Regions from separate parts of the Mus musculus genome. Here region 1 is linked to region 2. The links are chromatin loops, found by intact Hi-C in ENCODE. Cell type or tissue: left cerebral cortex. All regions are shown on one strand. Links, peaks and the distances in the headings refer to the core of each region. The heading gives the core; the rest is flanking DNA.

What was found. Peaks named below come from ENCODE experiments on the same cell type or tissue, not always from the same donor. Only the 100,000 strongest peaks of a DNase experiment are listed, where the experiment ranks them.
Region 1: a loop joins it to region 2, with 3.0 times the contacts of the local background. A loop is called at or near these places in 23 of 42 quality-filtered maps.

Annotation. Positions count from the first base shown.
Region 1 is chr9:63,836,339-63,852,094 of GRCm38, reverse strand. No RefSeq gene overlaps it. Among named protein-coding and RNA genes, the nearest start is that of Gm39359, 49 kb to the right of the region's middle. In left cerebral cortex, for the core only: CTCF peaks have their summits at 7,776 (motif pointing right) and 9,605 (motif pointing left); a DNase peak (open chromatin) is centred at 7,765.
Region 2 is chr9:63,624,647-63,640,402 of GRCm38, reverse strand. Aagab (alpha- and gamma-adaptin binding protein) reads right to left here. Exons shown (of 10, transcript NM_025857.3): 6 at 5,016-5,098; 7 at 3,920-4,019; 8 at 1,259-1,363; 9 at 761-810; 10 at 1-196. The coding sequence ends at 119. Among named protein-coding and RNA genes, the nearest start is that of Aagab, 30 kb to the right of the region's middle. In left cerebral cortex, for the core only: CTCF peaks have their summits at 7,076 and 8,168 (motif pointing left); DNase peaks (open chromatin) are centred at 7,310 and 8,238; H3K27ac peaks cover 1,504 bases.

The sequences.
Region 1 (15,756 bases), core at 2,935-10,934, 210 kb before region 2:
AAACAAATGTCGCCTTAAAACGTCTCTGAGGAAGAGCGGGTGGTAATGATTGAACATCTGGCCGGGCCCACACTCTCGGGCTTGGCGGCTCTGGAGCCTGCCAAGTGACTATTCCCTAATGTTCACAGCGTCCTGGCACCTGCTATTCCCAATCATGCTCATCCCCTGGTGCTCAATTAAGATCTGAAGCAGGCTGGGTGCAGGGAGGGAGAGCGCGGGCCCGTGGCGTCGGCCACTCAACCTCCCAAGACTGGCAGCCAACAGCCTCTTTTTTTTTTTTTTGGAGCTGCGTTTGTTCATTTCATTAATTAATTAATTAATTAATTAATCATTCATTCATTCACCCAGTGCCCTACAATAAGCAGCATTCCCTTCCTCTCTCCCAGAAAGACACCACTTCTAAAAAGGCCATCAGCCAAATTCCATCTCTAAAGGGTCAGATAAAAAGTAGCTGGCTTCAAAGGATATATGGTCTTGCCACAATTCTGCAGGCTTGGTGTGTGTGTGCGCAAGTGCATGCATGTGTGTGTGTGCATGCATATGTGTGTGCATATGTGTATGGGAGCATGTGTGGGTCAGCGTGTACACATGAGGAGATCAGAGGACACCTCAGGTGTCCTTTCTCCTGTGCCATTTATCTTTTGTTTGAGACAGGGTCTCCCACTGACCTGGTATCGCTCCAATACCAGGCCAGCCAGTCTCCAGGGACTCTGCTTATCTTTGCCTCCTGTCTCATGGCAGCACTGGGACCACAGGCACGTGCCACTGTGCCCAGCCTCTTACATGGACCTGAACATTGGCCCTCGTGCTTGTGAGAGCAGGCAGGCACTTTCATGAGGGACCTGGCTTCCCAGCCTGCTTGTCTGATTGCATCTCGTGGCAGGGTGACAGCAGCCACAGCCAAAGCATGGTGACTGAGCCCAGCTACCTTCTAGTGAGCCTCTGTCTGCAACATTGCTGGCTGAGCTGGCATGGGGCAGTGGTGGGGACCCTGCTAGGCACACACAGGATCCTGGGGTCAGCCGGGTGGTGGTGGCACACGCCTTTAATCCCAGCACTTGGGAGGCAGAGGCAGGTGGATTTCTGGGTTTGAGGCCAGCCTGGTCTACAAAGTGAGTTCCAGGACAGCCAGGACTATACAGAGAAACCCTGTTTCAAAAAACCAAAAAAAAAAAAAAAAAAAAAAAAAAGATCCTGGGGTCAGTCCAGCACCAAAAAGACAGAAAGGTGGAATGGTCATGTCTGATACAGGACAGCACCCTAAGGGGAATAGGCGTGTCATTGTGGGGCGTCCGTTGAATGGCCTTTGTTGCTGTCCTACTCAGGGTCCGACCTCTCTCTCTGTGGAGGACACACGTGGTTAGACCAGGTGCTTCTGACCTAAGCTGGGCCATGCAGAGCCTGTCCCTATCCTGGGGTTGAGCTGAGGGTAGGTGTAGACATGGCATGTGTCTCCCTTCTAGATTGAGACACAGATCTGGGGGGTGGACAGAAGTGAATGGTAATGGATTGGTGGCCTCACTCTTGTGTGTTGAAATCTGTCCTTTCAGTGTGACAGTGTGAGAAAGAGGTTAGATCAAGAGGGTGGGGCTCCATGAGAGAGGTTTGTTCCCTCACCATAGAGAGATATTGCCTCATCTACCGCAGTTTGAAGTTGAATGGAGGAAGTCAGGCATAAGGCTGATGGAAGGGACAGGCAGCTGGCCCCATATACCAGTGACGTTTAGACTGGATCATCCTGTCCTCAGCCCTGCCTCCACCACAGTGCCCAGGGACTGAGTTAAAAATGCCCTTTGTGTTCTACTGGCTATGTTGGTATCACCAAGTGAGGGGTTCTACACCCTTCTGTCTGCGCTGTGCTCTTGGGCAGTTAATTGGGTTTGGGGCTGAGTCTTGTCCTGGTGGCAACATGTATATGCAAATGAGTTATGCCCTTCCCTTCCTAGCAACAGGTGACGCAGCAAAGGAGCTGGCTATCTGTGGTCCTCACTACAGAGGAGCTGTGTCCGGAGGAGGTGGCTGTAGGAACCTGGAGCATAGCCGAGTCGGGCTCCTTTGTGTCCCTGAAGAGTGAGGGGGCTTTGACTTGGTAGAGAAATAAAAGGAAGATGATATAGTTATTAAAAATAAATGGACCTTTAAAATACATACATATATATATATACTTTTATACATATATGTGTGTGTGAGAGAGAGAGAGTGTGTGAGTGTGTATGTGAGTGTGTGAATGTATGTGTGAGTGTGTGTGAGAGTGTGTGAGTGTGTGTGTTTTTGCTTGCTTGTCTGTGCACCTCATGCATGCAGTACACACAGACGCCAGAAGAGGGCGAAAGATCCCCTTGAACTGGAATCGCAGATGGCTGTGTGTCACCGCTTGGGTGCTGGGAATGGCATTCCTGGTCGTCCAGAAGAGCAGCCAGCTCTCTTACCCCTGAGTCATCTCCAAGCTCCGAGCCTCACTTCAGACCCCCTGAGTTAGGAAAGGATGTCTACGTTGTCCAGTATTCTTTGCTTCCTTACTCAGAAAGCTCCACTCCCACCCAGGACGGTATATTTTCGAACACTCAACCTCCCAAGGTCCGCTGCGGCTAGTCATGTGACGTATTTCCGCCCAGTGAGAGGTCAGCTGAAGTCTAGTCTTTGTGAGATGCTGCCAGGGCTTCTGGGTTCCAGTCACTTTGCTCTTCCCTTTCCTTTTCTTCTGCCTGGGATGTAAGGACTGCAGCTGTTTTTGCAAACATGACCATGGAAGTTACCTGCTCAGTGTGGCAGAGCAGGTGCTAGAAGGCGCCTGTGTTCCTGCATGTCTGAGTCACCACGCCAGCCTTCTCCTGGGAGAGGCAGTTATCCTACGTGCAGCTCAACACACCCCTGAGGCAGTGGTTCAAGATAAAAGGGTTCGAAGGACCTGTGTCTGCCTAGCCTCGTGGTCACCGATTCACAAAATGGATTAAGATGACGTCTGATAGACTAGCGGGAGGATAACTGCTCCGCTAAAAGCTTCCCTAGTGTTTAGTCTACTAGGCCTTTGAGGACAGCAACGGGCAGCAGTGGAGCACACTTGGGAATAAGCTAAAGCGTAAAGGGAGGAAGGGAGACCTGAGTTGGGATGCTGTGTGGCTTCAGGCGTATTCCTGAACCTCTCTGTGCTTGTGAGTCCAGATCTTCGAATGAAGCCAGTTCATATAGATGAAGCATATGCTAAGTCAATACTGCTCAAACCTTTTCCTCTTGAGAATCCTTTTTTTGCTTGAGAAATGTATGTGACCCTGAGCATATGAAAGAGGCATGTTAGTTAAAACATTTATTGATCATAAATTACAGAGAAGTTTATTTTAAAAGAGTTCCTAGCAAACATAACCTTCCCATTTATTAAAACTGAAGTTTAGGGCAATGGGGTGGATGTGTTTGCTTGCATTTACAGAAAGGATGGACTCTTGCTGGCCTCCGGACACCGTAGAACATGGCGTCTTCAATGCTTTCAGAGCCGATGGATATTTTGATTTTATAAACGTTGGAGGTGAGTGAAATGTCACTTCAATAACTATGTAGTGCAAAGTAGCAGAAGGGTGGCCACCAAGGGTTCAGGAAAGTCATAGCACATGGCATGGGTGAGTGCTTCCAGAAACACCTCAAGTTCTGCACACTTTTGGTTTATACTTCAATTGTGGGCACCGTGTGTTCAGAAACATCGTACTGTTGCCCCATTTTTCATGACTTTACGTTCAGTCACATGGCCACTCGATTGGAGAATCTGTGCAACAAGGAGCCCAGCGCTCTCGAAGCTGCCTTCTGCTCATTGGCTCTCACTGGCTCTAAGGTCACATCGCATCGGATCCAGCCACGGTGGTGATAGGACAGCTTCCTTCCATTGTGACTCTGATGTGTGACTTCATGTCTCAGGGGCTGGTGTCAAAGCCATTACCCACAGAGCCATTCTCTGACCCAAAGGCAACAATTCAAACAGCAGTTTTTATAATCAAACAGTGTAACACAGTGGTTCTCAACCTTCCTAATGCTGTGACCCTTTAACACAGTTCCTCGTGTTATGGTGACCCCCAACCATAAACTTATTTTATTGCTACTTCATAACTTTAATTTTGCTACTGTTAGGAATTGTAATGTAAAGATCTGATATTTGCAACCCACAGGTTGAGACTCAATGTTCTCACGCTGTAATCCAAACATATCTTAACATGATATTGATGTGCTAAGGAATGAGGGTAGGAGAATATTAACATCTGTGTTTCCATTGTTCAAACATTATGTTCTGGGAGCTGGAGGGGTGGCTCAGTGGTTAGGGGCATTTGCAGCTCTTGCAGAGGACCCAGGTTCAATCCACAGCACCCACATCAGGTGACTCACAACCATCTGTGATTCTAGTTCCAGAGAATCCAGTGCCATCTTCTGGTCTCTGTGGGCTTCTACACACATGTGGTGCATATAAACCCAAGCATGCAAACCACACATATACATAAAAGTAATATGTATGTCTTTATAAAAGTTTGAAATCACATTTCTACAAGAACAAAACTTTTTTCACATACAGAAAGAAAAAAAAATCCACAGAGGAGCCTTATATGTGAACCCAGGTGTTCAGTGGGCACTGTTTGTTGGTCTTACATGGTGACATGTGGTTTTAGGGGGTCGACATGATAGCACACATCACGCAGAGGACACACAGTGTGTTACCAGAACCAAGGGTTCAGGAAAGTCATAGCACATGGCATGGGTGAGTGCTTCCAGAAACACCTCAACTTCTGCACACTTTTGGTTTATACTTCAATTGTGGGCACCGTGTGTTCAGAAACATCGTACTGTTACCTCATTTTTTCATGACTTTACGTTCAGTCACATGGCCACTCGATTGGAGAATCTGTGCAACAAGGAGCCCAGCGCTCTCGAAGCTGCCTTCTGCTCATTGGCTCTCACTGGCTCTAAGATCACATCGAATTGGATCCAGCCACGGTGGTGATAGGACGGCTTCCTTCCATTGTGACTCTGATGTGTGACTTCATGTCTCAGGGGCTGGTGTCTTCTTGGGCAGGGTGACCCAGCAGAATGGTGCCCCAGTGTTCTGTAGGTCAGCCGTGTCCCCTATAGGCCAGCCCCGTCCCCTATAGGTCAGCCTTGTCTCCTATAGACCAGCCTTGTCCCCAGCTACCAGTGTCAAGCACGTTTGGAGAGCTTAGGTCCACGTTCTCTCAGGAGCCTGCCTTTGTCCCAGCTCTCCTGGGTTGGCCCCAGTGCCCGCTGGAGACTCCCCAATACTGTTCACAGCCTCAGCACAAGGCTGGCCCTGCTTCTGCCCAGGCTGCCCCAGCACAAGGTGTGTGCACAGGCACGTGTGCTGGATGCCCCGTTGAGTCTAGACACCTCTGTGTGACCAAGACCTTGGGGGCATTACTACATCTGAGCCTCAGTTTCCCCTCTAAATAGGAGGGCTGTGCCATTGGGTCTTCTAAGTGGAAGTGGAAGAACTGTGTGGAAATTTGCACATCACAGTGGAGGGAACTCTGCCCAGCTCAGGAAAGGCCAACATGACTGTGCAGAGGGAGGCTTTAGTAATTATTTTTTATTCTTTTTTTTTTTTTTTTTAAGATTTATTTATTTATTATATGTAAGTACACTGTAGCTGTCTTCAGACACACCAGAAGAGGGAGTCAGATCTTGTTACGGATGGTTGTGAGCCACCATGTGGTTGCTGGGATTTGAACTCTGGACCTTCGGAAGAGCAGTCGGGTGCTCTAACCCACTGAGCCATCTCACCAGCCCTATTTTTTATTCTTAACTTATTTATTTTTGAGTTTGGGGGACAGGATCTCTTCCTTTAGTTCAGGCTTTAAACTCATGATCATCCTGAAAGCTGGGATCACAGGTGTCGTCTGATCACAGCACGCCTGCTATGAGAAGATTCTAGAGTTTCTTTCAGTCCTTCATAGATGGCCCCTTATATAGCATTAGCTTAGCGGCTGGGAATGCGAGTTCTCAGCGCACCACAAACGTATGCATGCTCTTTGGCAAATCCACAAGTTCTTTTTCAGTGAAGGCCACAGAAAGGCAGCTGCCCAAAGTGCCAGGAGTGCTCTGTTAGCCATTACAGAGACTCCTGGAGACCGTGGTTCTCCACTCTCAAAGGGGAGTTGACTCAGACACACCACCACCACCACCACCTCAAGGCTTTTACAGTGCCAGTTTCCATAGCATCCCATGTCCCACCTTAGTCCTATGAACATTTGACGTATGCTGTCTCCTGCATCCATTCGTGCTTCCCCCCCTCTGCAGATGACAGATAAGGGGCGTGGTCTTGATCCTCTGTCTTGCTGGGGGAAGGGGTGCTGATGGGCCTCTCCACTCTGCTGGCCACATTTGGAGCTGTTCCCCAAATCCTCTGCCCTGGGCCCCTGCCCCTGGCCTATCAAGACCCTCTCTACACCAGGAAACAGGTGCATCCCCCCCCCCGAATTCCTGACTCTCCTACTTCCCACAGCTCTGTAGGGAAACAACCATCCCCTTCCAGGGACCAGAGTACCCTTCTCGACCCTCAAGCTCCCATCTCTCCAGTTCTCCTCTTCACTGGGGGGAAAAATCCACCCAACAGACCAAACCTGGGGGTCAACAGACTCTGAAATGCACAAGGACTGCTGAGCTCAGGCACCGCTAAACCCCAGCCTGGAACTCAGAAAGGACTCCCCTCCCCAAGACAATGCTTTCTCTTTCCTTATCACAAACCTGATACCCAGGCTAAGGATGTGGCTCAGCTGAGACAGTGGTACAGTGTTTGCCTAGGGTGCGTGAAGCCCATGGTTCAATTCCACCACCACATAAACCAGTGTGGTGATGCTTACCAGCAAGTCTAGAACTAAGGAGGTGGAGGCAGGAGGATCAAGAAGTTCAGGGTCATCCTCGCTACACAGTGAATTTTGAGGCTAGCCTGGGATACATGAGACCCTGTGTCAAAACAACAAGCAAAATCCCTAACATTAACTATCTTCTTGATAGTTCATCTGTACCCTCCTCAGGGTCCTGAGGCCCACCTCTGCCTCAGCCCAGGGCATCCCTGATGGCCAGCCATTATGCCTCCTGCTGCTTGGTATGACTTCATTCCCACCCCACCTCCCACTTCCAACGTCTCTTTCTGATTTGTTCTCTGATTTGCTAGAGGTGATGTTTAAATGAGCTACCCTCATTACTCTGACAAGGGATCAGAATTTTTGAGAGCCTTCTTCCCCACGTCCTGTAAGAAGTGAGTGACATACCATTCCTGGGAAGATCTGGACATCCAGTAAACAAATGATTCACCTCCCAAATTAGGATATGTGTGAGCAAGGAGGGCTCATTCTAGTCAGGCATGGCAGTAGGTGTGACCCAGGCTTCCCTGGACTTGTGGCTGCCTGGAGACTATGGACTGGGGTCTGTTCTCTCTTTCCCTTGTTACGTCCTGTGGAAGGATGGACATTTTTCATGGTCTTCAGTGTAGTACACATGGAGGTTTAGAGTTGGAAGGTGATATGCTCACTGCCAGGAGAAGTCTCGCCCTTCCAGCCAGCATATTGCTAGTTTGTAGACTAGCACAGACAATGGGCCTGTTCTTTGAATAGTTCTCAGCACTTCTGGGACTTCAAAGACAAAAGACACCAGTATTTTTATGGTCCAGGTAAGAAGAAACCCAGGGTAGATGCAAAGGCTGATTGAGGTGTCTTCTTCATGCACCATCCATAAGAAATCCATTTAGTCAAGTGCGGCACTGTGCCATGATCACCACAAGAGGGCGCTCACACACAGACAAAGACACACTCCATCTGTATTTTCCGCAAACTAGTGCCACCATCTCACCTGTAGGTTGACTGTTTAATTTTCATTCTGAAGTAATGATGCACCCGTAGGGAAGTTGTGAATGTTTTACTCGTGATATTTAAGCCTTCCACAGATGCTGCTGGAATGCTGACCCAAGCCTACTGTGTGTGAGTCTTCAGGTATGTTCCTGTTTTCAGGGACATCTAAGTCACGAGCATCAGTGCCACCTGGTTGAGGCCCACCCTCAGTGGCCAGGGTCACTCGATGACATCTTCTAGCAGGTGGTGTCACCTCTCTGTCTATTCCATCGGGTTTTCTGCAGCACCGCTGTTGGAGGTGACCTCTAGCTAGGGACATTAGAGGCGTCTCCATACAGCCCCCTTGCTGGAAGAGGCTCCAGGCAACTGTAGGCTCTGGAGCTGGTCTCCTTGTGAGCGGTTGGCACCATCGATGCCCAGTGACATTCAGTCTGGTACCTTTCCTGTTCTAGAACCTTCACTGACAGGGAGGAGTCAGGCATCCACCATTGTCACTGTGGACACTTAGACTGATTGGTCCTCAGGTGACCAGTGGCCTGTCTCTGCTGCTACCCCTCCCCCAGGCGTCCCAGCCTCACCTCTCAGAGCCTCACCCTCCTCCACAGACCAGAGCAGCCACTTCCTCCCTGTCCTTGCACTGATCCTCAGCAGGGTCCGTTTCCCTCCTGAGGTCTGTACTGCCCTGGCAGGTGGCTATGCCTCACACTGGGCAGGTTCTGTCCCTAGGGTCCCCCAAGAGGTCATCTGTATCCTGCACTTCCACCTCTGTATTTTGAACTGAGGGGGAAAGTTTGCTGGAAACTGGATTGACTCTTGGCTTTTCCCAAGGCGGGGTTAACATTCCATCATACCTTCATACCCCATCACTTCACACTGTCATTCCCACTTGTCCTGTCCGTCAATGCAGGGTGTGTGTGTGTGTGTGTGTGTGTGTGTGTGTGTGTGTGTGTGTGTGTTCACTGCTTCTTTGGAGAACCCTAGGGGCTCCAACACAAACAGCAATGGCATATCATCCCATCCATCTTACCCCTGGGACATACCGCCTTTTGACTGGCACCGGTGCCCCTTTCAATCCCCAGTGGGCTATGAGACTCTGGCTGGGCATCTAAGAGAAATCTAGTACAGCTTTGATAGACAGCGTGATGGATAGTTTTAATTGTCAACTTGACAGAAAGTGGGATCACCTGGTAAGAGAGTCTTGACTGCGGGACCGTCTAGATCAATTGGCCTGTGTGCACGTGTTGAGGGTATTGCCTTGCTTTTGCTAATTGAGATGGGATGATCCAGCCCACTGTGGGCAGCACCATTCCCTAGGTTTGGATCCTGGATCGTATGAGTGGAGAAAGCAACTGAGAGTCTGGTGCACACATTCGTTCTCTCTCAGCTCTCTAGTGGATGCGACGTGACATGCTGCTTCAAGTTCCCCAGCCTCGATGGAAGAAACCCGGATTCATGAGCAAGTCAATCTTTAATCCCACGGGATGTTTTCGTTGGGGCATTTTCATCACAATGAGAAAGAAAACCAGGATAGACAGATTAGCTTTTCTGCAAAGGATCCAGCCAAGGAGGACCTGTGACACCTGCCATCAACCATTCATTTAAAAAAAAAAATCCCACAGGTGGGCTGGAGAGATGGCTCAGTGGTTAAGAGCACTGACTGCTCTTCCAGAGGCCCTGAGTTCAATTCCCCCACATGGTGGCTCACAACCATCTGTAGTGGGATCTGATGCCCTCTTCTGGTGTGTCTGAAGACAGTGACAGTGTACTCATATACATAAAATAAACAAAATCTTTTTAAAAGCAAATCACAGATGAATGTGACTCAAGGCAGGACTTTCCATTCACAGTGTTTGCTGACCACAACCCTTCTGCGGAGATCTTTCACCTGTACCTTAGGCTGCCCCTGGATCCTGGACAACTCTTACACCAGATCCCAGCCTGTCTGCTCATTGTCCTGAAGCCCTTGGGAGGTGGCTTTTTACTGCCTTGCTCACAAATGTGTAAGGGACATTAATGCTAGTCCAGGTAAGGTGTTAGGGGATTAGATGGCTTCAGGTGACTTACTCTGGTCTTATTATGGGAAAAATGCATATAATTTGTTTATCTCAGTCATGTTATCATGAATATGGGATTGTAGCATCTTCTCCCTTGTGGGCACAGCAGAGTTTTACATGATGACTGTTTGGTCAGTCTCCATCTCAAGATGAGAACAAACACAAGTTGTAGCCATCCTGAAAAGCTCACAGGCAAGAGACAAACCTGGGATCAGCTTCACAAGTGGAAGGGATATTTGTTACAACAGTATAACCAAGTTTCCCTGACTGATACAGTTCCTGAAGTTGGAAGGATTCTTCCAGGCCCTTAGCAGGTAAAGCCTCAAAGGTGGCTTTAAAGGGGAGACCTGAGGGACAAGATGCTCTGAGGAAGATTGCTGACATGTAGATACCAGAGGAAAGTCACTAAAAGGGTTGGCTAGGCACCCTGGAACAAATCAATGCACATTTCTCCAGCCCCTGGCTCAGCGATGGGCTCCGTGGATGCCTGTTCAATAAGGGACCTGGGGCCGTTCTGAGTCAATCAGCTCACTAAAGTGGGTAACAGGAATCAGAGCTGTTCTTTGGGGGTGCTCAGATACTTGGGCACTCCAGGAAGAGCTGCGGGTAACAGTGTACAGGTCCCCACACCTTATATAGAGGTTTGGGAGCTTAGGGCTAGGTTACAACACTTGTCTCATGGAGACTCAGAGGGCTGGGCTGGAAGCCGCCATGCAGGCGTAGAAGGAGGGGGATCCGGGAATAGCGTTCCAGGTACAACCTGGGGGGATTCGGTGACCCAAGGAAAACCTGCCTCAACTTTGCTGACTTAACCCACCTCACCTGCTCTTGTTTAGTGGCCTTTCAGCTTCAGAATGCAGGCCCCGCCTCTCAGGAGTGGACCGCAAGGGTAACAGCCAAATTAGGTTTCATTACGCATGTGCAGACCTCCATTGCCTTTCAACCTTACACGTCCCGGAACCGCAGCCCATAGACATCTCCAGCCCTGGCCTCAAGCACAGGTTTGAGACCCACTCTCCCATCCCACGCTCAAAGATCTTCCAAATGAATCTCTCGTTGACAAAACACATTATCAGCGACTGGCAAGCAAGATGGGCCTGCCTGGGAGTGTGCGGGAGAGTGGAGCCCGTCTGCAGCTGCTCGGTGAAGTCACTTTGAGGCTGGGTAGAGAGTGGCCACTGTAGCTTGAGGCAACCCGACTCCACGAGGGTGGAAGGTGAGGCCTCAAGAGAAGAGCAGTTTTCTGGGTTGCACACCAACCGACAAGGCGCTCGTTCCTCTTGACATGTGTACCCAGCCTGTGCCACTGCTGGGGGCCCCAGCCTGCCTACCCTGAGGGGGACAGAAGCTCACACAGACAAGGTAAGTGATGAGGTGCAGTCTGAGTGAGCCTGACTCAGTGGCGACCCTAGGCAGAGACCCTGAGAGAAGGGGGAAAGGCAGGGAGAGGACGAGGGACGTGAGGAGGCTGCTTTAGGGTTGGAGTTTGGGTTTGGGGACTGGAGTTTGACATGGCCTCACTGGCCAGACAGAGAGCTTGCACTTCTGGCAGGAGGTGGGACTAGGAGGTTAAGCGAGGGCGGGACAGATTGTTGTGCCCTTGGGTGTAAGCAGACTCTCCCCAATTCGGGGGTGCTCTGGATGTGGGAGGGCTTATGCCCGAATTCTGGCTTATGTCCTCCACCCGCCAAGTGGTCCAAGAATTCACTCTTTTTTTGTAAGAGGTTTTCTTCATTATGTAGCCCTGGTTGGCTGTCCTGGAACTCGCTGTGTAGACCAAGCTGGCTGTAAACTCTCAGAGATCTGCCCGCCTCTGCCTCGTGGGTGCTGAGATTAAAGAAAGGCCTGCGCCACCGTCCACTGCCCTCCAGGGAATCTCTCTCGATGGTCTGTATGGCTGTAACACCCGTCCCACTTGCCGTCACATCTTACTGCCTATCCTGACATTCTCCTGGGCTGAGCCCAGGATCTGGAATGAAATGATTACCTGTGGGTTTGACCCTGAGCTTCGGTGACCTTATCTGTGAAACGAATTGGCCTGCTTACCCTGCATCGTCCCCGGGAAGCTCAAGGGTCCTACATAGTTTGCCAGAGCCCATATGCCAGTGCTGAACCTTGCTCTGCAGAGATGATCTCCTCCCATTCAGGGGACAAGGAAAACGAGGCACAGAGAGATTAAGTAGCTTGGACAAGCTCTTCCAAACTATAAGTGAAAAGCCAAGGTCCTAATCTGGGTCCTGGGAGTCGGAATCTAATCTCCGGTTTTCCTAGACACCTCCCTGACCCTAATCTCATCCCCACCCCTGAAAAGAAAGTTCCTATGGGTTTGGGCCTGCCAGGCCCTTGAAGTTCAGGATTCTTCCAGTTGGGGTGGGGTGGGAGGGGAGAAGGGAGGCCATGCCATCCACAGGTACGAACAGGAGTATCTCACTCCAGCTAACGAGGCACAGTGGAGTCCAGAGAACTAAGAGGGTTCAGGCAATTGAGTGTGTGGGGTACCATGGATAGAGCGGTCCTGGTGCTAAGTGATGCGGTGATTCACTGTCTACAGTTAGGAAGGACTCTGTGCCTCCGCATGCTACCCCAGCCAGCCCCCGTGCGGCCCCGTGTGACTCAGCCTGCCTTAGTCAGCGTGCCGGGGGGCACTTGGCAGGTGAGAGCTATGGAGGGAGAGCTGCGCATCAGGGTGAGGATGACTAACCCCTGCAAGCACAACTGTGGGAACAGTCCCTTCCACTTGTGTTGTGTTGGTAGACTGCAAAAACAATCCTGTAGTCATGATTTTGCTGTTCCTGGTGGGTTTTCTGTCATCTTGGGAACTGAATTCCTGGCATTTTGGTTGTCAGCCTTAGCCTTTAAGAGCTGAGCACTTTCTCTACCCCTGTTCTGTCAACGTGGGAAGACAGAAGAACTCACCCTGGGGCCCACAGTCTTAGGAACAGATAGCATATAGGCAGCATGCAAGCCACCCTTCCCTGTGCCTCTGCTGGCAGGCATCATTAATCAATCATAGCACTCTTTCTAGTTCATCTGAGGGAGGCTTCCAGATTTCAATATTGCCCTACAGGCAGCCACTACCAATCGATTAAAGATTGCCATTTGAAGTGGAAGTCAACTGTGTGACTCACAGATGTGTGGCTCAGCCCTAACCTGCCTGTGAACTGGCCTCTTCCTCGGGGAGAGGAGCCCGAAGTCAGGACATTTCCACAGGGTTAGGACAGAGAGTGACCTAATGCAGGCAAAAGCTCAGAACACAATGAGCCCTTAACCAACAGTGATTGGTAGAATTTGCCAGTTTTTTAAGTGTTTAGTGGTATATATGTATGTAATATGGGAAGGGAAGGAGAGAGAGGCTGACTCGGTCCAGCCTCCACATCAGGGTGAGGTGCCTTCCAAACCAGTCTCAGAATCCTGGCTATCTCCGCTGTCCCTTCCCCACTTCAGAAGGGGCATAGACAAGAGGCCCAAAGACTCTCTGAGAACCCCACAGAGAGTTGTTCACCCCATTTCCACTTGTTTCCCTCCCTGTATGGAGGCCTAGAGGGGCAGAGACGCCATCCCCAGAGAACCTTCAGCTTTTCACACCACGGTTCCTTCAGGCCAAGGAACCCCAGCCTTCACGTGGTCTGCTTTGATAGATGAGGCAGTATTCCATTGCTTTCCTCTGACCTGGGAGTTCTCCATCACCCTGCATCAGGAAGCCACTTAGCAGAGACAGAGTCCCAGGAGCCATGGGCCAGCCAAGCCCAGGACAGTCCTGAGGTCTCACCTGGCAGCAAAGAGGATGCTGGGATCCAGCTCTCAGCTCACTTCCAGAGTCAAGGAGGCTGGGAGTCAGGACCAGACGCCACAGTTTTCCATCTGTGTGAGGATAGTTCTAATCACACCACAAGAGAAAGAACAGTTATAATAGTCTAAAGAAAGAGAAAGGAAGGAAGGAAGGAAGGAAGGAAGGAAGGAAGGAAAGAAGGAAGGAAGGAAGGAAGGAAGGAAGGAAGGAAGGAAGGAAGGAAGGAAGGAAGGAAGGGGAGGAGATACGGTGGCTCCTGTCTGTCAGTCACCTAAAACAGCTTAGTTGGCAAAGGCAGGAAAAACTCAAAAGTTAGAGGCCTGCTTGATCTACACAGGGGGATTCTAACCAGACAACAGCAGCAGCAGCAGCAGCAGCAGCAGCAGCAGCAGCAGCAGCAGCAGCAGCAGCAACAACAACAACAAAACAAAAAACTGAAAACCTGGGGAAAGACCGGAAATATTCTGTGTGCTCGTGTGGGTTACAATGCCGTCCTAAGGGCTTGGACATTATTGTCATCGGTCATTATTATCTTGGGTGACTTGGATGCTTTATTGAACCCTGAAGAGGACACTGAGGCCCAAAGGGGAGAAGCAGAGGCCACAGAACAGCTTCCTGAGCCCACTCAGCCTCTGGAGGGAGCTATCTCCAGGCCCAATGGGCAATAGCTTTTCTAGGCTGATTGTCTAACGTCACAGGAACCAGGATGCACAAAGACACTTGGTAGGGGCAGAGCAGATGGCCCAGTTGTTAAATGCTTCACAAGTCCTCATTTTGAACCTTAGCACCCACATAAAAGCCTGATGTGGAGACCAATACTTGTAATCCCAGTGCCTTCGAGACGCAGGTATCTGGGGCTTGCTGGCTAACAAACTGGCAAGCTCTAGGTTCAGTGAGAGACTGACTCCTGCAAAGTAAAGGTGGAGAAAGCTTAGAGCAGGGACTGCTTGGCTTCCTCTTGGTAAACTGTAGCTGAGTTATTAATTAAGCATCCGGCTCCAGCTCTGCATAGCCTCAGAACTCGGCATACATAAGATGTCTCCCCTCAAAAGAGGCAGGTGGGGCCCCACTTCCTGAGCAGGTTCTTAATGAGAACATTTTCAGAGGAGGAAGGAGCTGGCCAGGTTGGAACTAGCTTGGAGTTACTTAAATTAGCTTTGTTTTGCTTTGGGCAGAACTGGTCTGGTCCAGTTAGATTTAGCCCAAACCAGTTGGAACTGGTCACAATCTCCTTTAAACAGTATATATCTCTGGGATCAGTCAGAACACGTTAGAGCTGGTTACATCCTGATCTGGTCAATCCTGGAATTCACTAGAACTGGTTTGACTTGGTCAGAAGTGATTTGAGCCTGCTGAGACTGGCTGGAAGCAGCCTAGACCTGTTTGCTATGGTCTTGACCACAGCTCTGTTTTCCCAAGACTTGCATTAATTCTGTGTTTGAGGCTGGGCTGTCTTGGTGATGTGTGAGGAAGGAATGAGGGATACCACGCTGGAAGGTGGATGGTGACAGCCATGTTTGGCCCCCTGCCCAGGGAGGGTCTCAAAAACTGAACTGAAGGGTGTATGCTGTCGAATCTACGTTTAAACCAGCCATAACCCTCAGAGCTCTGTACAGTGCACATCAGCTGCCTCACACCCTGTGATTAATGGGGAAAGCCTTTTCTGCTTGTTCTACATAAATCACTATACATGGAAACACATCTTTGATTTTATGGGTTCTCGCTGGAGCATGAAATTTCTTGGAGGACATTCCCTGAGGTCCTTGGAGCTACTGAAGCCCTCTCTGCTCTTTCAAGTCCTGTTTCCCTTTGCAGCCCCCTCTTACCCATCCAGCTAGGATCCTCCTGAACGCTCCTAGGCTGAAGAGATTCCCCAGGACTCCCCAGGAAGGGTAAAAGGTGTAGTTTCTCCTGCTACCATCATTGGAGGAGGGTAAGGGCCAGCAGCACTTTGTAGATAACAGTTGGGATGGAGAAGGCTGGAGACAGGACCACCGCACAGAACAGAACCTGTCTCTGTCCAGAAGCCATCCTGACGTCCAGCCCAGCCTCTGGAGCACAGGGAGGGAATCAGATG
Region 2 (15,756 bases), core at 4,105-12,104:
CCAGTCAGGTGGCCAGCGTGCTAGTGGCAATCTTGGCAGAAGAGAACCCCGTTGAGAAGGGAAGCACTTGGGGAGCACGGTGCTGGCACTGGAGTCAGTCAAACCTAGCAGGAAGAGCTTAGTGCTCGTCATCAGAAGAAAGGCCCTCGATCTCATCTCGGTCCCCTCCTATTGCCATCCAGAAGGCTTTGGCCACCTGTGGAGGGAAGCATGTGACAAAGGTCAGGTTAGTTGGTAACAGCTAACCTTCAGCTCACTTCATATGCCACATCCAAACTGACTAAGGTCTACACTTCTACACTTTTCCCCTCCAACCACACACATTAAACCCCCGAGCAGCCTTTGACCCAGACTTCTGGATGCGATCAGGGCCGTACATGCGTGTGAAGGGTAGGGATATGTTTGGCTTCATTCCTGACAGAACCAAAACCACCAGTGCGCTGCTGGCCTTAGTGTCCGGAAAGGAGATGGAGAGATCGGTGATGACACAGTTTATATAAGGAGATGTCACCGAGCATGTCCATTTCCTGACGAGAACATGTATTGCTCTGGAAATGAATAGATAAAACAGCGAAGAGCTCCCTGGCTTAACAGGAAGGCAAGCATGATGCCTCTGTGAAGGTCCCATGTCACGTAACATGCACAGACAGCAGCACCCGTGTTACTGTTGCACAAATAGCCATCCAGCTGGCTGTAATACCCAGGGCACAGCGCACATCAGAGCCTCTTACAGACGATAAATACCTGCGGGTCGTCTCACCTTTTCTGCATGCAACTTTCTTTGCTCATGAGGAAGCGTCGCAGCCTTGTCTAAGGGGAAAAATATATCTTAAGAAATTTGTCTAACAGCACAGGAGAATCTGGAGCTCCTGGGTGTGCTAACACTCGGAGGTGGTAGATGGGTTTCTAAGACATACGCTCATGGCGCAGTCATTACGCTATTAGGAAGCTCTCTCTCCCAAATTTTCCAGATGGGATGTGAGTGAGTTGTAAAGATGTGACAGATGCTGTGTTAATGAGACTCACTGAAAGGAAGAGACACACTTCAGAAAACTCGAGAGTGAGTGAGGAGAAGAGGACAGAGACAGGATGTTTTCCCCAGGGAATTTTTACCAACAAAATGGTCCAATCTCCTAAGCAGCTGAATTTCCCAAGCCCAGAGCTCAGAATCCAATCTAGCCACCACAAAGTGAGATCCTACGACATAAACTAGAAAAGCTTCGACATGCGAGGCTGTGAGACATGCTGGGATAATTACCTTTCATTTCTTTTAACTTTGAAAAGAGTCTCTCGAAGTTCTCCAGATCACCTCCTCCAGTGGTAAGACTGGCTAGTTCTTGAATATCCAGGTCTAACATGGGGTCTGAAATCAGAGTTGGTCACAGACTGCTTCTACATGTGCTACATACAGGCAGTGCTAGTTCTACTGTGCACACATGGGCAACAGCTGAGTGCTGACACAGGCCAGCTTGATGGCTGTGCCCTGTGGGGCTGCTGGAGCCTCCCTACAGGGCACAGCTTCATCCTTACAGCGCTGATAAGGTAGAGGACACTGTTCCCTGTAGAGCTGCGACTTGTCCCAGCAACAGGAGAATGCTCTGAAAGATGCTCTCCCTTTACTACACACTCAGCAGGGACAGGGAACAACCCTGCCATATTATGATGGCCACACATATGTCTAAGCCTATTAGGACAGTTATCACTGTCTACAACTCAAACATAGAAAAACAGAGTAACCTATGTTTAAAACTGAACTCACCTAAATGCCAGCGAACTATCCAGAGGCGGGGCTGTTTTAAACCACGTTTGCTTAATACACTCTTAATATGGATCCTTCACCATTTCTGCCTCAGTACATTACTTAAAAATAATAAGATTTACTCTAGTTATGTGCATATTCGTGTGTTTCTGTGAGTGGATATATGTCAGCAGAGACCAGAAGAGGGCTTTGGATCTCCCTCAAGCTGGAGGCAGGGTGCTGGAAATCAAGCCTGGGTCTTCTATAGGGCACTGCACTCGCCTAACGCTCAATCATCTCTCCAGCCCTGCCATATTCCTTCTTCCACAGTGACAGGAGCTTCCCTGACCACCCAGGATCCAGGGCTCCTCAGATCCTTCCCACCGTTGATAGAGCTGTGTCTGCATTTGTGTAGGCTCCTTGGTTTTCTAACATTCTCTGCCACCACTGTAGTGAACACAGAGTACTGAGAGGAGCTCACTTTATACATCTGTCCAATGGCTCTGTCATTCCCTCTCCCTTCCATCTATCCATCTGTCCATCCCTCTCCCTTCCCTTCCATGCATTGCTCTGTCCATCCATTCTTCTTCCTTTGACTCCCAGCCCCATTTCAGGAGCACCAGGGGTCAAGCCCAGAGCCTTGCACACGCTTAGGAGGAGGCGTTCTGTGAATGAGTTGCACTACTGAGCCATACCTTCATCACCATGGGATACTTTAACTTACCCGAATATACTTCTGCTTTTCTACAGCCCTGGGAGGGCAGGTTGCTTACTCCTGCTCAAAAGACCCTGGGAATCATGCACTCACGGCTCTATCACTACCTGAGGTACAGTCTTCACTTTAACCCAATTCCATGGCATTCTAATGCCTACAGCCTTGACTATTAAACGTTCTAGAAAGACAAGGACAGCGATTTTCAATACCTTTCATTTACCACACTGCTATACAATTTGTTTAAGTGCACTTGGGTTCATAAATGTGTCTTAGTTCAGTGCACATCAGGTAGGCTATTGATGTATAGGCGTAAGGTCATATTTCTGATTTACCTGAGCAGAGAGATGGTAACCAAGCTAGAAATAAAGACAGGGTCACTTTGTGTTTTAAAAATATGTTAAAAGGAAGAGCTTAAGGAGAGCTCGCTCTACCCCTTGCCGAGCATCCTGGGAGGGCTGCCCAGAGGGCCTGAGAGCAAGAGCGCTGGCCCCACTCCTTGTGGCTGCAGTACTTGGCAGTATGGGTCCTGCACCTCGCCTGAGCAGTACAGTAGAGCAGGCCCTGGTTGATGTGGGTTGCAGTTGAGCTGGTCCTAAGGGTGTGAGATTGGGAGAGCTTGCCTGGGCAGTCATGGAGAGTTAGCTCTGATGGTGTGAAAGTCGGAGAGCTGTCAGGCTGACCAACTCAGCTACCAACCAGACCCAGATCCAGGGCTTTGAGTTGTTCCACCCCAACATCAATGCCAACCATGAAATGCTGGAGTGTGTAAAGGGGCCGGTCCTCTGGGTCCAAAGCTGCAGGATCTCCAGGACACAGGGCAACACCACAGTCCGAGACGAGTCCCGGTTTACAAGAAAAGTTGTTTGGGCAAAAAGGTATATTGTGTTGTCATGTAGGACACCCCATCCCATGACACATCAGTTTCACAGAGAGACTGTTTTTGTTGGGCAGGGGAGGTTGCAAGGTGGAGGGCAGATATGGAGGGATGGCAAGATGAATGGGATTGGGTGCATGATGTGAAAATCACAAAGAATCAATAACAAGTTTTTTTTAAACGAGTTTAGATGGAGCACTGAAGACAGCAGTGTTTAAATCTTGGGAAAAGGAGGAGAGCAGCCTTGCAAAAGCATGCAGAAGGGAGACCAGGAGATGCTGTGCTGCTAAGTGAAGAGAAGACAGCGTTTCAGTGAAGCACTGTCCACAGTCCTGAAGGCCGCTCAGTCAGGATGAGGATGGGAAATACTAGAGTTAGTGGCACAGAGGTCGCAGGTGGCCCTCACAGACAGCCATTTGAATGTCAGAATGGGACACAAGCTGGATGAGCTATGGAAGCGCACGGATGGGAATGGGTCAGTGACCGCTGACCCCGACTGCAGGGACAAGGTAAGGAGAGAAGACTGCACGTCCCTTCTCTTCCCGTGTTCTGAATTCTGCTGCTATCTCTGGGAGCTCATGGAGGACCTTACCGACAATGCTGTCAACCTGTGCGCCTGCTGAGCCACACGCACCACTGTGATGGCCAGGGAGGGACTCTGTCCTCTCAGCTGTTGGCGACGGCTCCTGCTGCTGGGGAAATACAGGGAAGCAACAACTTAGCAGGAAGCTATTTCAGTGAGAATCCCAAAAGGGTTTTCTCTTCCCACCCCCAGCTCGCTGTGGAGAAGCACTGACAGACCCTGCAGGAGGAGACAAACAGGAACAAGATCACATTCAGACACAAACAGCTGCAAAGCCACTGCCCCAGCTGCACTCTTTTCAAGGAGAAACTATGAATGTTAGATTTTGCTACAGAGTGCTAGCACACGTTTTGTTTGCATCACTGGGGAGCCAGTCAGTCAGGAAAGGACTTGTCCTGCAGATTGGAACTGGGTTCCCAGGACCCACATACAAAGGCTAATGTAACCAACGGGGAGGCGGAGACAGGAGGTTCCATAGGGCTGACTGGCCTAATTGGTGAGCTCTGGGCTTAGTAAGAATTCCTGTCTCAAAGGAAAATGGTTGGTGATCCTTAGGATGACCCTGCTGGTGTCCTGTGGCTTCCATACACACCTGCATATACACAAGCAAGCATGAACATATGCCCAGACAACTAACATTGATATAACACAAACAGTTCAGTGTCTGGGAGGATGATGGTGGCGGGGCACCATGGCACCTGGGTCTGGCAGGCTCACCAAGTGACCTCAGAATGGAGCTGCTGAGGACAGGGGGGTGAAGACAGACTGTCGGCTCACTCAGAGCCAACTTGGGACGACCTTGATAAACAGTATTGAAAAAGAATCATTTTTATTTTCTATGTAAGATATTTAAAAAGTGTTCCAGCAAAACAAAACAAAACAAAACAAAAAAGCCCTGCAGGATATCCCTGAGTGCAAACCTGCCAAGGGAATGGGCTAGCATTCCCTCAGCAGGGGTTAGGCACAATGGGGCACTTCAGACTCTCCCTTCAGTGCTGAGATCTCTGCTGCCTCTTAAATGGAAATGAGAGAAATGACGAATGTGTAAAGATCTGTAACAAGGGTATTAAAGTCAAGGAGTAGAAAAGATGTGAAAATTCTTTACCTCAGAGTGACAGCTCTCTGCTGATGCAACTCTGCGGTTTGCCCCAGCCAGTGAGTTGAGAAGGCTGAAGCCCTGGCTCCTGTCTGAAGAGAAAGCATCATGAATGCTGTTGATACAGCTACAATGGAAACAAAGGCTCTGTCCTCAACTCCACCTCTACCCATGCTTGCAAGAGTTTAGATCTGGCCGGGCGTGGTGGCACACGCCTTTTATCCCAGCACTCGGGAGGCAGAGGCAGGCGGATTTCTGAGTTCGAGGCCAGCCTGGTCTACAAAGTGAGTTCCAGGAGAACCAGGGCTATACAGAGAAACCCTGTCTTGAAAAAAAAAAAAGTTTAGATCTGAGGCTGGTGAGAGAGCTTAGTGGCTGCTCTTCCAGAGATCCTGAGTTCAATTCCCAGCAAGGACATGGTGGCTCACAACCATCTGTAATGGAATCTGATGTTCTCTTCTGAAGACAGCATACTCATATATATAAAACAACAACAACAACAACAATAATAAAGAGTTTAAATTTGAAATGTCCCAAGGGCTTGTGTGTTCAAGGTGCTACTGGGAGGTGATACAACATAGAGGAAGGAAGGTCATTCATTGGGCGCAGGCCCTTGAAGTGGTGTGGGCCTCTTCTCTCTGTTTTGCTTCCTGGCCACTATGTGATGAACAGTCATCTCCATCAGACACACACTCCATGATACACTGTGTCCAAAGTCACAAGGCTAATCAACGACAGACTGTAACCCTGAGCCAAAGTGAACTGAGTCCGGTAGGCTGATCATCTCCATTTTGTAACAGTGATACAAAGTTGACATATGCATAGTCGCTCAATTCTGAATAATCTAAATGACAGAATATTGGTCAAGGTGAAAAACTAGCAGGCTATTACACACGGATGCCGTTCCATGGCTTCATTTGCAAGTTATGACATCAGTGTTTTAATAGCTGATGCTGATTACAAGTCCAGAACATTCTATATATCAGCTTGAAAGTATTACTACTGTATAGACAAAAGTGTGACACTTTAGAATACAGCTGTCATTTTGCTACCGAGGAGCCACCCTCACTCAGGGTTCCCATGCTGTAGGGCAGAGTGTCTGAAACCAATTAAAGAATCACCAAGAACATGGACTAAAGGAGAGCCCAAGCCTCAAGGACTGTAAGGCTCACTGTCACCAAGCTAGGCAGAGGCTCACTCATCTCAGTTTCCAGCAAGTGTTTCAGTCAGCTGGCATTGAGATCAGACGGGGCCTAAGGCAGCCTGCAGCCCTGGAGCAGGGCACCCACCTCTAAGGGTGTCAGAGCCTGAGGACAGGTTCACCCCAGCGGCAGGTAGCTCTCGCTCTTTGAGCTGTGTATGTCCAGGACTCAGGGACTTCACCTGTCATGAGAGTACATGAGTGGTTGACTGGAATGAAAGGCAGACTGCACAGTCAACACAAGTGCCTCCCTTCTATTACTGGAAACAACTTGGAGTCTGGGTCATTTCAACTAATTCATAAGTACTGCAAATCCCAGTTCTATAGGTTAGCATTCCCTGAACTTGGCAGGCTGGTAGGGCATATGACCTCAGTGATCACAGAGCCAGGCAGAGAGGCATGCAACCCTACAACACACTATAAACCCTTAGGCACCTTTATTTTTTCTATGACCATCCATTTTAAAAAATTATTATTTTATGCTATGTACATTTAGCCACAATATTAACATCAGCAGAATAATGATTAATGCTCTAATGCTAATAGGTAAAATTGTTAGAAAAAGAGTAGCAGGAAGAGACAGCTTGGGACCAACCCTAGTTTTCTCTCACGGCCCCACCCACCTGCATGACCTCAGACAAACCAACCTCGCAGGGCTGAGCTCAGTCTGCTGCTCTGTGCACCAATGGCCACTGAGCACGAGATCTCTGACCCAGAAGCCATGGCTGAGAAGAGACTCTCAGCCTCCTCTCCTCACGCATCTTGGAATTTGCTGTGTTCGAGCACTTTTTTCTTATATATATATATATAAAATCCTTAAATTTTAAAACCCTAAAAAGTTCACGATGAGCCACGAGTTTAGAATAAGCTGGAGGGCGCTGTGCTCAGTGCTTTCTGAGGAACAATGGTGGGCGGATTCAGTCCGCTCATCAGAGGGTTCATTATGTTCCTCTGCTTATGTTTTAAGGAAGTCAGAGGCGCATACATTTATACAATTGAGAAAAGAATCCACTTTTGTTTATTCAAAGCAGACGGCCTGCACGGAGTGTTGCTCAAAAGGCTTGGCTGGTATTTTATACACTGGGTCTTCTGGTTCAGTGTTCTTCACAGCTCTGCCCACGGGCACCAACTGCACGCCACTATCCTGGAAAAGAATTATGTAAATCTCTCTCGCCCTCAGCCCCCAGCCTCCCAGGCTCTGGCATGGGGACGCTACTCCTACTGAGACGGTCCTTTGAAACCATACACTAGACTAGGAAGGAACAAACCCAGGCTCTTACGCAGCAGCGAACTCTTCTACAACTTCGGAGATGCAGGAGGGGCCAAGTCATCATGACAAAGAAATTAGTCAGGAAGCATAAGAAGAGCAGTCACTGCTCCCAGTGAAGGCCCGGCACACCCGGGCCCGCACTACTGTGGTTATACCCAAACCACCCTCTTACTGTTTTTCCCTAAACAAGTTAAACAGACCTAACTCAGAACCCAAAATGCTCCAAAACCCTCAACTTTCTGGCACCACCATGATGCCTGAGTGGGAACGTCTATGCCACCAAAACAAAGGCACTGTTCCAAATTACCTCCAGGCTGCATGCATGAGTGCACAGAAGACTCAAACAAGCAGGACGTATGTCCTGCATACATGTGTGTAAGTATTCCAAAATGCAGAAAGTCTAAAAACCTGAGAAACTTAGTCCTAAGCATTTGGGTCAAGGGCTTTCAGCCCATATTACATGTTTATGATGAGGTTTAATTTTTAAGTTAGACACAGTTAAGACAATAACCACAATAAAACAAGTATTTAAAGCAGAATACAGTAATAGAAGTTTTCTAGTGACTGGAGAGATGGCTCAGCAGTTGAGAGTACTGGCTGTCCATACGGTTGGTTTCCAGCAATTGCATGGTGGCTTACAACCTTCTATAACTCCAGCTTCAGGGAATCTGGTAACCTCTTCTGGCTGCTGTGGGCACTGCAGGCCCACAGTGCCACACACACACTAAGGACCAAGTATACACAGAAAAAATTAAGGAAGAAAGAAAAATTAAACCCACCTCTAAACAGAGCTCTGTGGGACAGCTGACCTCTCTGCAGACATGTCCATGTACCGAACTTACTCCTCACGTGGCCGTGGGAGGAGATAACCTAGTAAGTTTTGGATGGCTTCTTTTCAGTTCATCCCAGTTGCCTAGACAACCAGCATCATTAGCACTGTCTCTGAAGCCATTATTATCAAAGTAGGGATCATGTGAACACAGGCACTGAACTATCTCAGCAGTCAAATGACAGTCAAGATGGCCACTGGTTGCCTTCTGGGCAGGTGGCAACGTGTGGGGTGGGCTACTCACGAGGTCAACCCACCTGCTCAGGCAGGAATGGTACACTACACTACCTTGTCACTAAGAAAAGCACTCAAGTTGAAAACGGGAGTTATTTATTTCTAAAACTTGTGCGGTAGTTTGTTGACTGCAGGTAACCACACCACAGATAAAGAGGAACCACTCTGTATTAAATTTGTCCCCAAAACATCCGGCTCCATTCCAGTGGTCCAGTGAATTACAGATGGGAGACAATGATGCCATAAAAACAAAAAAACCAAAAATCAAAAAATAAAAATAAAAAAACCCCAACCCAGCAGTGTTTGTTATTTGCACAGATTTGTCAAATGTTAAGAATGTCCTTGGCCACAGGCCGGAACCTATGTGGCCTGCTAAACACGTTGCGTTCACTTTTCAGTTTTACTTCTGAAAAGCAGCAACTACGAGGCCTCACCGGAATAAGCTCAAGCACGCTCTGTACGTCACAGTGTTCTTTTTTTTTAAGATTTATTTATTTATTATATGTAAGTACACTGTAGCTGTCCTCAGACACCCCAGAAGAGGGCATCAGATCTCATTACGGATGGCTGTGAGCCATCATGTGGTTGCTGGGATTTGAACTCACGACCTTCAGAAGAGCAGTCGGCGCTCTTAACCGCTGAGCCATCTCTCCAGCCCGTCACGGTGTTCTTATGTCCTTCCCCACTCTGTATGAAGCCTTCCTTTCAGGGAAGCTAGTCTTCTCCATTTACATGCTGTGATAACCAGGGCCACTCATTCTAACCACAGCCAAGCACTCCGAAGCTCATGGAGACATCACACCCACTGTTTAGTGATATTCTTAGGCCATGCCATACCATCTGGGTTATACAACCTTTAAGAAAGGTCACAAATGCTGACACCAGGACCGAGAAAAAGAGTCTATGTTTTTATAGCATATTCTATTTCCTCCTGGTGAGTTTAGAAAAAAAAAAACAACTAAAAACAAACAAACAAACAAACACCCCAACACCACAGGAGACTAGAGAGATGGTTCAGTTAGAGCACTGGCTGTTCTTCTAGAGAACCAGGGTTCAATTCCCAGCACCCAGTGGCAGCTCGCAACCATTTTAAAGTCCTGTCCCAGGGGATCTGATGCTGTCTTCTAGCCTCTGTGAGCACTGGACCCACATGATGCAGGCATACACGTAAGCGAAACAACCCTGCATGTTAAAAAAAAACAAAAACCCAAACCAAACAAACCATAAAATCATAAAACCCTATTTATTCTCTCTCTGAACAACTGCTGAAATTTTGAGTACATCATTAAAGCAACGCTTACTTAGGGCTCGCTTGCACATAGCCCTTCAGTGGTTTGGCTTGTGGTAGAGTCTGGACCTGTACCTCTGCTCTCTGGCTGCCAGGACACAGGGGAGCTGTTCTAAGTCAAGAGCCATTCCTGAGAAAGGAGTAAGGCCTCACTTTCCCCACTCTCTACGTTCGCTGCAGAGAATGAAGCATGAGGAAAGGACAGCGGCAAGGGCACTAGTGAGTGGGAGCTGGGTGAGCACCCTTCTCCTTTTGCACAAACACAGCCTGAAGACTCAACTAAACTTGGGAATGAGCACCATCATAAGGGAAGAGCTCTGCACAAGCCGCAAGGAAGGCCCTACTGTGTGTGGGTCCCACCTCCTCAACCTGGAGTGCAGTGCCAGAAAAACCTTCAAAGGGTGCTGGCCACCAAGACCAGCCACTGAGACCCCACTGTGGGGGACAGCGGTAGTGAAGACTCCAAGGAGGTGGTTCCTGACGCAGTATGTAACCAACTTTGGAAACGATGATGGTGGGAGAGCAGGGTGGTCAGCAACATGGCCACCAGGGTACCTGAAAGAGAACACCTACCAGTGCTTTGTGTGTGACACTCCTGGAGGCCGTACCTGAAAGGCACATCATTTCTTCCTACCCTAACTAATTTCCTACAATCCTCTCTGCTAACACTCCTTTCACTCATTAAGCCTTAATTCACATGGAGTAGTCAATGCCATCATAGGGAGGGGACAGTCTGAGTGCTCAGGTCATGCCTTGGGGTTCCTGAATGTAAAGTTTAAAAGTTGGACTCCAGCACAGCTTTATGGGATTAAATGCCATTCATTACAGTGGATGCTGCCCCTGAAACTAGACACTGGGGTCCAGAGACATAAAGCCGAGCTCCCAAAGTCACACAGGTATAGGCAGGCTGTCTAGAACCCTCTTCACTGACCAGTCGTCCTCTCACTAATTTGATGCTTTATTTTTCTGTGACATTAGGTTCAAATTTTTATTTAATCATTTTTCACTTCTTAAAAGTGTATACAGAGCTGGATGTGGTGACACAGGCCTGAAATCCTAGCGCTTGGGTTACTGAGGCAAGAGCATCAAGTTCACAGCCAGCTTGAGCTAAGTAGATGATGACAAGGATGGTGGTGGTGGTGGTGATGGTGGTGGCGGTGATGATGCTGATGCTGATATAACGTTTTAAAAGTGAAAGGCATAAGATATCTACTTTCTCAGGTGAACATCTCAGGCAGCCATGAAAACAGACCTTGTAAGTGGGCACTCATTTCTTTTTTCTGTTCTTTCCATCAATTACAAAGGCCAGCTTGATCTGGGATCTGGAACTTCCACCATGCAATCATTTACTCAGGACATGCAGGGGCAATAGATGATCATTTAGGTGATGCTTCACAGATTCTCAATTCATCTCGTTTGTAATGGGAAAATGGAAGACTGCTGTGTGGAAGAGTTGCTTCTACCCACTATGGAAGCTCTGCTCACTCGGGGTGGAGTAGCAACCCTTTAGCATTTGTGAGTCTACCAGCCCCTTCCCTGGTTACCCCTCCCTCTTCATTTACCACAGTGCTATCTGATGTAATACCCAGAAGCCACCAGTGCAGAAAAAACCCTCCACAGAACTTGCTAGTGTCCAGTTTATGAAACCAGGGACAGGAACACTATGTAACATAAAATCGACACCTAGCAAAGGTGTTGTGTATACTACCTTCTTCCATGATGCATAGGTCTCAAAAAGGTTGAACTAAAACACAGTGCTCCAGACTCTACCCAGCTCTTAAAGGTACTACCCAAGTTCAAGGCCCTGCCTCAAGCCAAGTACTTTACAATATGGCATTCTGATGGACCAAATGAGAGACACTATTGGGAACCTCAAAGGGGAGGGGATGGGAACTTAAAACATGTCACATATCTACTTTCATGGCAGTGATAAGTAAGGGATATTACCAAACTATAAATATCAGACCCTATTGGTTGGTTTTCAAGCCACAGACCAGACTCTGGTGGGAGCTTGGGGAACAGAGCAAGGGGCTGAGATGCCATTTACATACTTTCCTTGAGTTGCAGCCTGAGCTCAGACTGAGCAAAGTTAAGGCATAACAGCAAAGGAAGGGTAAGCAAACTGAAGAGGCTAGACAGCCCCAAAGGTGCCCCAATGTGAGTATGGGTCCCACCCACCTCATTTCCTAGACCATTTGTGGTGAGATCTTTAATGCAGAATGGAAACTATGGGTCCCGGAAAGTCTGACCTTCCCCACACAATGGTGTCTGGGACTTTCAGCCATTTCCCTGGTAGCTCTGGGCACCAGGGATATTTTAGGCACTGTTTTCTCCCAGGTGCAGTTCAACGCCACAGATAATGCTGCCCCTGGTCAGGTGCTGTGTGGAGCTGGGCCTTAAACATAGAAAAGTAGAAATTCGTTTGTCTCCCAAGCATCAACATTCACTGAGAATGTTTCATCGGATGAAACACGACACTGACAGTGCCAACAGCAGAAACTCCATTGTAAGTCAGCACACAAGTCTTTGTCAGGAAGATCTGCATATCCTTCTAGCATGGTCATATACTGCATAACATTTGGGCCAACCATAGCTTGCAACACAGTACGCATCAGTGGTCTAAAAAACCTAAGAAGCTCGTGGTGGTTTTAACAGGAATGGCTCCCATGGGCTCACGTTTGACTGCTTAGGCACCAGTGAGTGACACTATCTGAAAAGACGAAAAGGATTTGGATGAAGTGTGCCACTGGGAATGGGCTTTGAGGCTTGAAAAGCCCAGACAGGCCCAGTGTCTTTCTCTCTGTCTACAGTGTAGTTCTCAGCTACTGCTCAGCGTTGGCCTGCATGCCGCCATGTTTCCTGCCATGATCGTAATGGACCAAACCTCTGAGACTGTAAGCCAGCCCCAGTTAAATGCTTTGTTTTATAAGAGTTGCTGGGTCATGGCATCACGTCACAGCAACAGAGCAGTGCCTAAGACAGGGCTGAAGAAGCCTGCTGCCTGCTACTGCCTTAATGTGCTACAGCAAAGCCATGGTGACCCCCAGCATAAACAGGCCCACTGCACACCCATCACGGGACCACCCACAAGTGTGCACTGCACACACTACTTGAAAATGATAATAAATGATGCTGGTTTACACACTTATACTGTGGTTTTTATAGTTATCTCTACTTACAAGAGAAAATATATTCCAGAACTACTCACAGCAGCCTCCTACTCCTGCCTCCTGTGTTCTGTGACTACACAGGAAGGCTGCATCAGGTGACTGACCTATACCCTCTGGGTCTGTATGAGCACATCTCACAATGTTCATACAATGATAGCTTCATCTGATGATTTCTTTCTCAGGACATATTCCCCTAATAAGCAAAGAGGGACAAAACAATGATTTGTCTACAACTATATAAATTAATGTTTGCTTTTAAAACTGGTATGAGTACCTACGGTGTATAGCCAGTCATAATTCAAACTGAAGAGAATGCTAATCCACCCTGACTTCAAGTAGAATAAAGAAAACACACTGCTCCCACCCACAAGTAACTCATCACTGTTTGTTGCATTAGCTAGCAGGAAGCTTAGCTGGACCTTCTTTGGATTAAGTTCAGGGACAATGCGTTAGAACTAACTTCATGCTATTCAGATAATATAAAAGGATTTAAAAACAATAAGCAAGAGAAACCTCAAACCTCAGCTATAATCATTACCTCCAGTCAGTTTCATTCAAGTCTTGCTCACAACAGAGCACCTAGGTTGAGACACCAGTGGATGCCTGCAGACAGGGCCACTCCCTCTCTGTGTGGTCAGCTCTCTCATGCACTCATAACTACTGCGCTAAGCATCCGCAGTACAATGGAAGCAACACTCCTGCTCAGGAGACCTGTGGTCCTGTACCCCCTTAGCTAACTTGCTTTGTGTATGGACAAGTCACCTCCCCAATCCCTCCTTTTCCTGTAAAAGAAAGAAGCCGTAGCAAATGCATACATGGAGATACTAATGTTTTGCTCAGGCTAATACATACACACAATTGTGTCAAAGAAAGCAATGTCCCTTACATCCTATAAAACACAAGGACAGGAACTGAGGAGATGGCTCAGCAGGGTAAAGTTCTTGCCACAAAAGTGCAAGGACCAGAGGAGTTCAATGCTAGGTAGGTATGGTGACCCATCTGTAAGCTCAGCATGTGGGAGGCAGAGACAGGGATGCCCTGAGAGAGCTGGCTACCCAAAGCAGCCAAAATGTTCAGTGAGATACCTTGCCTCAAAATACTAAGTGGAGAGTGACTGATGTCAACCCTGGACCTCTACAAACACACACAAGTACATAAGCCCCCTCCCTTCCTGCAACTGTGACTACATATTCATATGCAGCAAAAGAGCCCAACAGTAACCCTACAAGGTCATTATAATTTTTCTTTAACAAACCCACACACCATGCTCTTGGGTGCATCTTGCTTTCTTCCTAAGCATCTTTCTCTTAACCTTGTGCTTAACTCTATATGAGTTTTTAACAAACTACATGTTTACACACACATGTGCACATGCATACATGTATGTGTAGCCAATGCAATCTCCTCTCTTTACGCTAGACAGCCACCATTCTTCCCATTTCACTGATCATTCAGTTACCCTGAACCAAATTTTGTCCAGTTCTCTGAGGCAGGATCTCATTATACAGTCAGGTTGATCTCAAATTCAGGGACTTCCTGCTTCAGTCTCAAGTGTTGTGCTTACAGGCATGGGCCACCACACCCAGCACACAACTTCCACGAGACTTTTCTTCACCTCACAGGTACACTAGGAAAGCTGGTACTGGAGTAGACACGTGGGAGCGCACATCACGGACAGAGAAAAATGTCTTAGCACTGTTTTCAGAATTATAGCACAAAGTAAAAGAAACAGCTTTGCCCAGAAGACCAGCTCTATCTGCCGAGGCCTTTGATTTCTTTATGCGATTAATTGCACACAGCTCTGAGCTGTTACTTAAAAGCACTCAGTCAGAAAGGGTGGGTGACCATCTGGCACAGATGCCATGGTGCTATTCCTGCACTATTTAACAGGCAAGTCCAGAAGCTCTTCAGAGTTTCCTGCCCAGGGCAGTTGAGAGAGGCATCCCCGACCCACTCAGCATCCCCCCAGAGGTGAGTGTAGTGCCTGATACAGATTCTTCTGGCCCTCCTGGGCCTCCACTAAGAATCACTCAGTTGAGGTACGCCTACAGTCGCCTTTCTCTCACCTGGAAGATTGGTTTCTTCTCCTGTTCTTCTCCATCACACAGCAGTCAGTCCTCTCTCAGTTATATCATGCCATCTCTTCTATTCAAAGCCTTGGCAAAGTGCTTAGTTTTACCTGAGTGGATGCCAAAGCTATCAAGATGTCTTGCAGAGCCCTAAATATCCAAGTGTTCTATCTTTCGCCCATCTCTTCTCCTCTGTAGTCATAGGGAGCACCTAGCTATCCTTCAAATGCCAGGGTGCTCTCACCTTACTGCATGCCCTGTCAAGATGCTCTTCTCCCAGGTCTAAATCTCTACCTGCCAAGGGATCTAAGCTGACTACCCTATTTATACTGCAATCTACCCCAAGCCACAGTGCCCTCTCCGGTTTACTTTCCCACCACCCCTCACCTTGTAGCACTCTACATAACTCACTGGTGTCCTGTTGCCTAGTGAATATTGTTCCCACAGGGAGCCCGTAAGTGCAGACACTGACTATTCAACAGTGTAAACCAAGCACGGGCCCCCGAACACAGTGTGTGCTCAGCAATTAGTGCCTGAATGAACTTCAGACTAGAACCTAAAGTCTACACCAAGGAGAGACTGGAGGCCAGCAGTGGCCTCCAAATGGCCAAGTGCACAGGGTCTGACAACACTCTTATATGATGGCAGATGCCAAGGAGCACAGGTGACCTTTGTGTTGTGCTAATAAC